Linked DNA regions of Homo sapiens: all the other regions are linked to region 2. Evidence: read pairs that join two places in POLR2A ChIA-PET (ENCODE). Cell type or tissue: HepG2. All regions are shown on one strand.

Region 1 (2,500 bases), 78 kb after region 2:
AAGGGGAGTCTGTTGAAGCCACAGGGTTGCCCCATTTTACAGCTGGGTATCGTGACGCACCTCACACGAGGTATATTCTAACAGCCGTTGGCTGAGGGTCTGCTGAGGCACTGGGTAGAGCGTCCCCCAGTGCTTCCGCTCAGCAGGGAGATGTGGGCCGTGGGTGCCTTAGGAGGCTGGCAGGGCTGGGATGTCAGCGCCGTCGACACCTCATCCCTGTGCAGCTCCCAGCCACGCTTCCACCCTCCCTGACCACCTGTGGCCAGCCCCACGCTCTGGGCTCCTCCATCTATGGGCCTGCCTTTCCAGGGACCCAGTCCCAAGGCTGACTGGGGCCCTGATGGACAAGACGACCCTTTCTGCCCCAAGCTTGGGGCCACCTCTGCCTCCAGCTCTCGGAGTCCCCAGGGCTGGGCAGGACAGTGGAAGCAAGGTCTGCAGCCCCTAATAGAGACATCTTCGCCTCCTGAGGCCTCCCTTCCCCGCCACGCCTGCCTGCCTCCCCCGGCCCCAGTCTGCTGACAGCTTCATTGTCCACTGACCTGGGCAGGGGAGGGACCGAGGGCATGGGGGTGCTGACCGGCGCCAGGCAGAGGCAGGCGCCCGGGAGAAGGTGCCTACGCAGTGTGCACCCAAGCCACACATAGCTGGTGCCCACGCCTATGCCACACCTGTGCCCACACCTGTGCCACACTATAGCCCTGGTCAGACAGGGCTGCCCAAAGGGCCTCAAACCTGCTGAGCCCCAGCTGGGGAGTGAGGGCCTCAGGGGCCTCCCAGGGGCACAGTGAAGGGGATGGGAACTGGGGGGCGGGGGAGGTGCCCCTTCCCAACCAAAGGGGACAGAGAGCTGGACACAGAGGCTGGGGCTGGGGAGGCTTTGAAGGCAGGGTGAGGACCAGCAGGTCCTGGGGTGGGGGCACATGGAGTGCCCGCCAGGCCTGGGCTCAGACTGCACCCACCCAGCTTGCAGCTGAGCAAGGACCGGTCACTGTCAGGGCCGGAGGGGCAGGGCAGCGCACACTCGGGAGGGCGGGTTGACCAGAGCCTTGGGTCCCAGGCCCGGGGTTATCTCAGGATGGGGGTCTGTGTTGCCTCAGTGTGGATCAAAGGGGCAGCTTATCAGGCCAGCCAGGCCAGGGCTGGCTTCCCACGGCCGCCCTTCCGCCCGCCCAGCTCCCCTCCCTGCTCCCAGCAGCCTTTGCTCCCTGCGCCTCCCTGCCCATGGGGACCTTCCACCCTCCCTTCTCTGGGATGCCTTCTGAGGCCTGCCCAGGCCCTGTGGCTCTGAGGCTTATCCCCAGATTCACCCCTCAAGGATCTGGTCTACAGCCAGGCCATGACTGACCCCCAGGAGTGGGCAAGGAAGCAGCCTGCAGGTCTAGAGTGGAGGGCCACAGGGATCGCTCCCTGGATGACAGGTCCGTTCATCTGGAGGCAGAAGGCAGGGCAGGCAGAGCGCATTCAGGCAGCGGCAGCTGTGTGCCTAGGGACCACAGGCAGAAGGCACTGGTTCTAGGGTGTGAAACCGCTGGGGCTGGGTGGCCACATCCCAGGGGGGCACCCACCCTCTCAGAGGACATGCCCAGGGCACATGGAGCCATCCAGGTGCCCCTGTGGAGCTGCTTTGGGCCCAGGGGATTGGTGTTGCCAAAGAGAAGCTCTGGGAGCCACTACACCAGTGCCACCCGCCTGCCTGGGCATGGAAAACTGGGTCAGAGCAAGGCTGGGCAGGCTCCCTGTGCCAAGGCCGCCGCCTTGCTGTGCCCAGCCAAATGGGCATCCACAGCCAGGGCAGGGGCTTCAGGTGGCAGCACAGCCTGGGGCCCGAACCCGTGCCTGTGTGCTCACATGGTCACGTGTGCATGTGCTCTCACGTGTGATTGTCCTAGGGACACAAGTAATGTCAGAGGCTTCAGCTGACAGCCTTGGCTCAGGCCCCACATGCCCCGACCTGGCTCCAGACAACCTGTTGCCAGTGTGGTGTCCAGGATAGCCGAGTTTCCAGGCTAGCCCACAAAAGCTGCGTGCCCCAAGTGTCCTGCCCAGCTCTGGCCAGCTCAGGAGAAGGCCCCTGCCTGTGATCCTTGTATCTCCGGGGCTCGGGGAGATAAGTGAGTCAGAAGACAGGTGAAGAAGCTCAGCTTCGGGAGGACAGCCCCTGCCCTGGGTGCACAGCAAATCAATCATAGTCGCTTCCTGGCTGAGCACCTCAGGACTGCCCATCAAGCACCCTCCCTTGGGTCAAGCTCGTCCTGCCTCCCAAGCAACCCCCAGCTTGCTGCACCAGGACACACCCCCATCTTCCGCATGGCTGCCTCAGAGAAGCTGCCAGGGTTCCGCAAGAGCTGTGCCTTGGCCTTGAGGCTGGCCCGGCCGTGTGGGGCTCATTAGCCCTCGAGGCTCATCCTCCTGGCGGTGCAGGAACTGCAGGACACTGTCACGGGCACCTCAGGACTGAAGCCCTGGGCCCCATACCCCTGCCCAGCCTCTAACCTGG
Region 2 (2,500 bases):
CTGGGTCCTGGGTGGGACCAGAGTGACCCTGAGCAGGTGGTCAGGGACAGTAGCAGCCAGGCAGAGCCTGGCTCTTTAATCTCTTTATGACTCTCCTCTTTTCTCTAACGAAAAGCTCTGTATCTGGCTGTCAGCCGTATAGTCACCGCCTACTCAGGGCCTACAGCCCTAGGAGGGAGAGTCCTCTCTCCCTTCCATGTGGCTCTTCATGGCTGCATGTCTGGTACCTCCTGGCCCTGACCTCCCTATAAAGGCTGCTGCCAAAGGAGCCCCTGAGCCCTGGCTTGGCCTCCCCAACCCCCACAGGGCTGGGGTCCCCCAGGGGCCAGGCTCATTGCCGTTTCCATGGAGATGTGTGCACTCTGACCCCAGCCTTTCTCCGTCCCAGGCCAGATAAAGAGGGCTTCCAAGTGGAAACCAGCAGCCTCAAGCTGCCCCGCCTCCCAGGCCCCAGGTGGCTCCTGCCTCCAAGGAGGGGAGGGAAGGAGGCCCCATCCCCTCAACTCAGGGCCCAGCAGGTCCAGAGCTGAAGCAGAGCCGCAGCTAGGGCCAGAAGGGCCTCCCCTGAGGCCCTCCCAACAACCCTTTCCCAGCCTAACCACTCTGGTCTCCGGGTTGGAACCTCACCTTTCCCAAGTTCTGGCTCTGTCCCAGCTCCCACTCAGCCCAAAGGCCACATTGGTTCCCTGGGATGGCCCATGGGAGTGACAGCTGCAGCCACTGGAAGCCCAAGGGCAGCACTGCAAGGCCTCTTAGGGCCATGTGAGCAGAGCTTCCACTGAGTTGGGGTCCCCATCGGGTAGGGGTGATGGACATGGGGGCTGAAATCCAGCTGAGGAGCCCCACTTCCCTCCCTGTGTCCTGGCTGAGTCCCAGTGGTCACCTCCAAGAATAAACCACATATCAGGACCAGGCTTCAGTCGTGGGGGCAACTGGAAATCCATCTCCCCACAAAGATGCTTCCTGGAGAGGCCACCCAAGCAAGCAGAGCCCCAGGCCTCAGAGGTGACCCGCACTGGTGTCACCCCTTGGACAGTCAGACACCCACCTTTGGCAAGCACCAATCTGAACTTTACCCCTCTCGCTGTGCGAGCTCTCAGCTGAGGGACAACTTCCTCTAGAGCCCTCCTTCCTCCCCCATAGCCCCATGAACACTACCTCTGGACTGGACTGGGGGGCTCCCAGGCCAGGTTCCCGCTCCTACCAGTTTCTTAGGACCACAAAATGCCAGAAAGTTACCCTCATCGTTCTGGAGCCTAGGAGCCTGAAAACAAGGTGCCAGCAGGGTGGGAGGCTTTGGGGAGGGTCCTCCCTGGTATCTCCTCAGCTTCCGGTGCTTGCCTCAGACCTTTGGTGGCAACCTCTGATCCCTGGCTCCGTGGTCACGTGGCCTCTGCCTTGCACATCGCCTGAGTCTCTTTTCTCTTAGGAGGAGCACAGATCTATTGGAGTAGGGCCCTTCCTAATAACCTTATCTTACCTTGGTTACATCGGCAAAGACTCTATTTCCAAGTGAGCTCGCACTTAGAGATGCCAGGTTAGGGCCCGAAAATCTCTCTTTTGAGACAAGGTCTCAGCTCTGTCGCCCACGCTGGAGTGCAATGGCACGATCACGACTCACTGCAGCCTTGACCTCCGAGGCTCAAGCGATCCTCCCGCCTCTGCTTCCTGAGTACCTGGGACTACAGGCCCATAAGACCACGACCGATTTCGTTTTTTTTTTTTTTTTTTGGTGGGGGGGTCTAGCTATGTTGCCTAGACTGATCTCAAACTCCTAAGCTCTAGCAATCGTCCTGCCTCCACCTCCCAAAGCACTGGGATTACAACCATGAGCACCTGGCTCTACAACACCTCTCTAACTAGTTGCAGGACCTTAGCAACTACAGTTGGGACCTGGTGTCAGGTCAGAGCCAGCCCCAGCCCGTAGCGCTCACCTGCACGCCTTCTCCCTCTCCCCAGGGCGGCAGGGCTGGGACTGGTGATAGCCAGGCAAGCGCAGTGTCCAGGCAGGAGAAGAGGCCCGCGGGGTCCTTGACCGCCCTCAGGGCACCCACTCAGCCACGACCCCCCCACCCCCCACTCCCCAGTCCTGGCCTCGCTTCCGTGGAGGCCCTGGCTAGGCCCCGCCCCGTCCCAGGCCCCGGTTCCCGCGCACCCCGCGACCCCGCCCCAGCCGGGCTCTTCGGATTTTGCAGCGCGAGGTCCCTCGAAGGGAAAGGGAAGACAGCGAGGCCTGGGTGCCGCGCCCCCCACTTCCTCCTGCCGCCCCCGCAGCCCCCGTTCTGCACAGGGACTTCCCCGGGGTCGGGACCACCCAGAGCAGGGCGCGCGGCCATTGCTGCCCACTCACTCTGGCTTTGGCTAAAGAAACATTGTTTCGTGCTAAAATAGCACTTCTTTTTTTAATTATGAAAATGGCAGGAAATTAAAACCCACAGCAGCAGAAGGAAGAAAATAAAAGTTCTTCCTAAACCCTGTGCCTGCAGCGACGTCTTTGGGG
Region 3 (2,500 bases), 97 kb after region 2:
GTCCCGGGATAGGGCCGGGCGTTCAGACAGCGCTCCGCATATGTGAGAGGGCCGGAGCTCTGTCTGGGAACAGCGACATCTCATGAGCAGCCTCCCCTCTGGCCCCAGAGCCCAGAAACTACTTTGAGAGAAAAGGATGAGGCCAGGTGGGGGGTGGGGAAGGGGTGCTAACCTGCCTATGGAACCTTGGAGCCAGGGCTTCCAGGAGGACGGGAGGCGTGCAGGGACCCAGCGACCTGGGGCTGAGCTCAGGAAACTCCCGCTGGCTGCCGGGAGGAGGCGGTGCTGGGGTTGCGAAGAAGGGCTGGAAGCCGGGGCCTGGGGTGGGGGTGGAAGGCGGGGTGGGCCGGGGTGGGGGCGGCGGCCGTGACCTAGCGGGGGCACCACCCCTCCCACCTGGAGAACACCCTTGGGTCTCTCCGAAGGGCACGACGGTACGGGCCGCCCCAGCTCTGCACAAAGGGCAGCTCCGGGCCGCTGCTGGCGGAGCGGGGTCGGGAGCGGGGCGCGGGGCGCGGGGCGGGGGGCTCCGGCCGGCGCGGGCGTGGCGGGCGGAAGGGGCTCCCCGGGCGCCGCTCAAAGGCCGCTAATGTTCGCTAATCCCGGCCTTTCAGGCGGCTGCGGCCCGAGCTGTTGGCCCAACAACAGGCGGCTGAAAGGGGAGCGCGGGGCGCTGGGGGCCGCTGCCCCCGCCGGCCCCGCCCCCGACCCGGCGGCCTCGCGCCCGGGACCCCAGCCCTCGGCGCCCGGAGGGTCCGCGCGCGCCTCCCGGTGGGGACACCGAGGCCGGGAGCGGCCGGGCGAGCGGGGCAGAGCGGAGGGGGGAAGGAGGGAGAGGGAGGGGGAGGAGGGGAGGGAGGGGCAGGAGGGGAGGGAGGGGCAGGAGGGGAGGGAGGGGCAGGAGGGGAGGGAGGGAGGAGGGGAGACCCGCCCCCTCAGGCTGCGCCGTGGTTCCCAGGCCGGGAGGGGCGCGGGGGCCCCCTGGTCGCAGACGGGCCGGGCCCCTCTGGAGCGTGACCCCGGCTTTCAGCGCCGCCCCTGGCCCGGCCCCAGCGCCTCGTTAGGGATTTAATTAAGGAGCCGCCGGGGATTTGCATAATCTCCGAGCCGCGCGGGGAGCCCCGGAGGCGGGCGGGCGGAGGGGGCGGTGGGGCCGGGCGCGCCTCTGGGCTTGGGTCTCCCAGTCGGGGCCGCAGGGGCCGGAGCAGACGAGGGACCACCGCGGGCAGGAAGCACCCTTTGTGCCACCGCCGGCCCTGGAACTCCCCGTCGGAGCCGGAGGGTCCCCTCCACGGCCGACTGGCCTCGCGGACCCAGCTGGACGGGACAGGGCTCCCCGGGGGGCCGCGCTCACCCCACCCCCCCTTCCCCCGGCAAACAGCAAAGGCAAACATTCCAGCCGCGCCCGCCGGAGCCAGGAGGGTGAGGGCAGGCGGCCGACCCCTGCCAGTGGCAGGACATCCCCCTACAGCCCTGGTCTGAAGAGGGCAGGGACCAGGCTCTGGCTGGAGCTTCTGTGCTGACCCCTGAGGCGGGGATGGCCGGAGACCCGTCCTCGGACCCTGGACTGGAGAGGAGGTGGGGGAGGGGCCTCGGGCGACCTGCTGAAGGGCCCTGTGGCTGTGGCTGAGCGCGGGTCACTAAGGCCCGAACTGGGTGGGTGAACCCTGCTTTCGCAGCCGCCCACAGGGCCCCTGCCTCTACAGGCAGTCCAGATGGAAGACAGGGTCCCAGGCCTAGAAGGGGGGGCACGTCCCTGCCCCTCCCCTCCCTCCTCGACTGGCACCTCAGAGCTGGGAAGTGCATGACAATGTGGCCTTGGGAGGGTTGCCGGGACTCAGCAGGAGGCGTTGCAGGCCTGGGCCATCCTCTGGGCCTCCGCCATGGCCCCAGCAGCCTCCTCACGCCTGGCACTCGCCTGCCCTGCGGGCATTCCCACAGCCTTCAAAGGGCATGTGGGCCCTGAGAGGGGCAGGGCCTTTCATCTCCTGGGTGGCAGGCCCAGAGCTGAGTGATTCCAGGGGTACTGGCCTCCCAGGCCCTGCCCCCTAATACCCTGGTGGGACCTGGCACCCCAGCCAGCCTGGGCTCTGCCCACCATGTCAGGGAGGGGCCCCAGGGCAGGGCAGGAGGTTGGGAAGGTGTGAGCCTGCACCTAGGCCCAAGGCCACCTACAAAGGCCTGAAATTACACCCTCCTCACGTTTGACCCCAGCCCCAGTCCCCACAGGGACCTTGCTGTCCTGGGTGGCCTCCTGTCCCCTGTGCCCACGGCAGCCAGGGGATCCCCCACATCCTGCCCCACCCCACACCGGCAGTGGCTCCTGTGACCTCCAGGTCAGAACCAAAGCTCCCTGGTGCCCACTAGGCTGCAGCACTAGTGCCCTGTGCTCCACGCCCTCCTCCCTCCTCCCTCCTCCCTTCTCCCCACTCTGTGCCTGCTCCGTTGCTGGAATGCAGGTGCCTTGCTCATCTTCACCCCTCTGAGTATCCCTCCAGGG

Evidence for each region. ChIA-PET counts read pairs that join two places held together with the same protein. Peaks named below come from ENCODE experiments on the same cell type or tissue, not always from the same donor. Only the 100,000 strongest peaks of a DNase experiment are listed, where the experiment ranks them.
Region 1: POLR2A ChIA-PET joins it to region 2 with 5 read pairs; 3 of 35 experiments call an interaction of 5 or more read pairs at or near these places.
Region 3: POLR2A ChIA-PET joins it to region 2 with 8 read pairs; 6 of 35 experiments call an interaction of 5 or more read pairs at or near these places.

What each region holds. Positions count from the first base shown.
Region 1 is chr4:1,783,955-1,786,454 of GRCh38, reverse strand. No RefSeq gene overlaps it. Among named protein-coding and RNA genes, the nearest start is that of FGFR3, 8.1 kb to the left of the region's middle. RefSeq lists a cis regulatory region at 193-1,567. In HepG2, no CTCF peak of the experiment used is centred here; DNase peaks (open chromatin) are centred at 1,124 and 1,899; H3K4me3 peaks cover 1,229 bases.
Region 2 is chr4:1,862,287-1,864,786 of GRCh38, reverse strand. No RefSeq gene overlaps it. Among named protein-coding and RNA genes, the nearest start is that of LETM1, 7.4 kb to the right of the region's middle. In HepG2, no CTCF peak of the experiment used is centred here; DNase peaks (open chromatin) are centred at 327, 682, 1,071 and 1,356; H3K4me3 peaks cover 1,722 bases.
Region 3 is chr4:1,765,776-1,768,275 of GRCh38, reverse strand. No RefSeq gene overlaps it. Among named protein-coding and RNA genes, the nearest start is that of FGFR3, 26 kb to the left of the region's middle. RefSeq lists enhancers at 1-170, 1,249-2,108. In HepG2, CTCF peaks have their summits at 268 (motif pointing right), 774 and 2,385; DNase peaks (open chromatin) are centred at 405 and 1,445; H3K4me3 peaks cover 1,354 bases.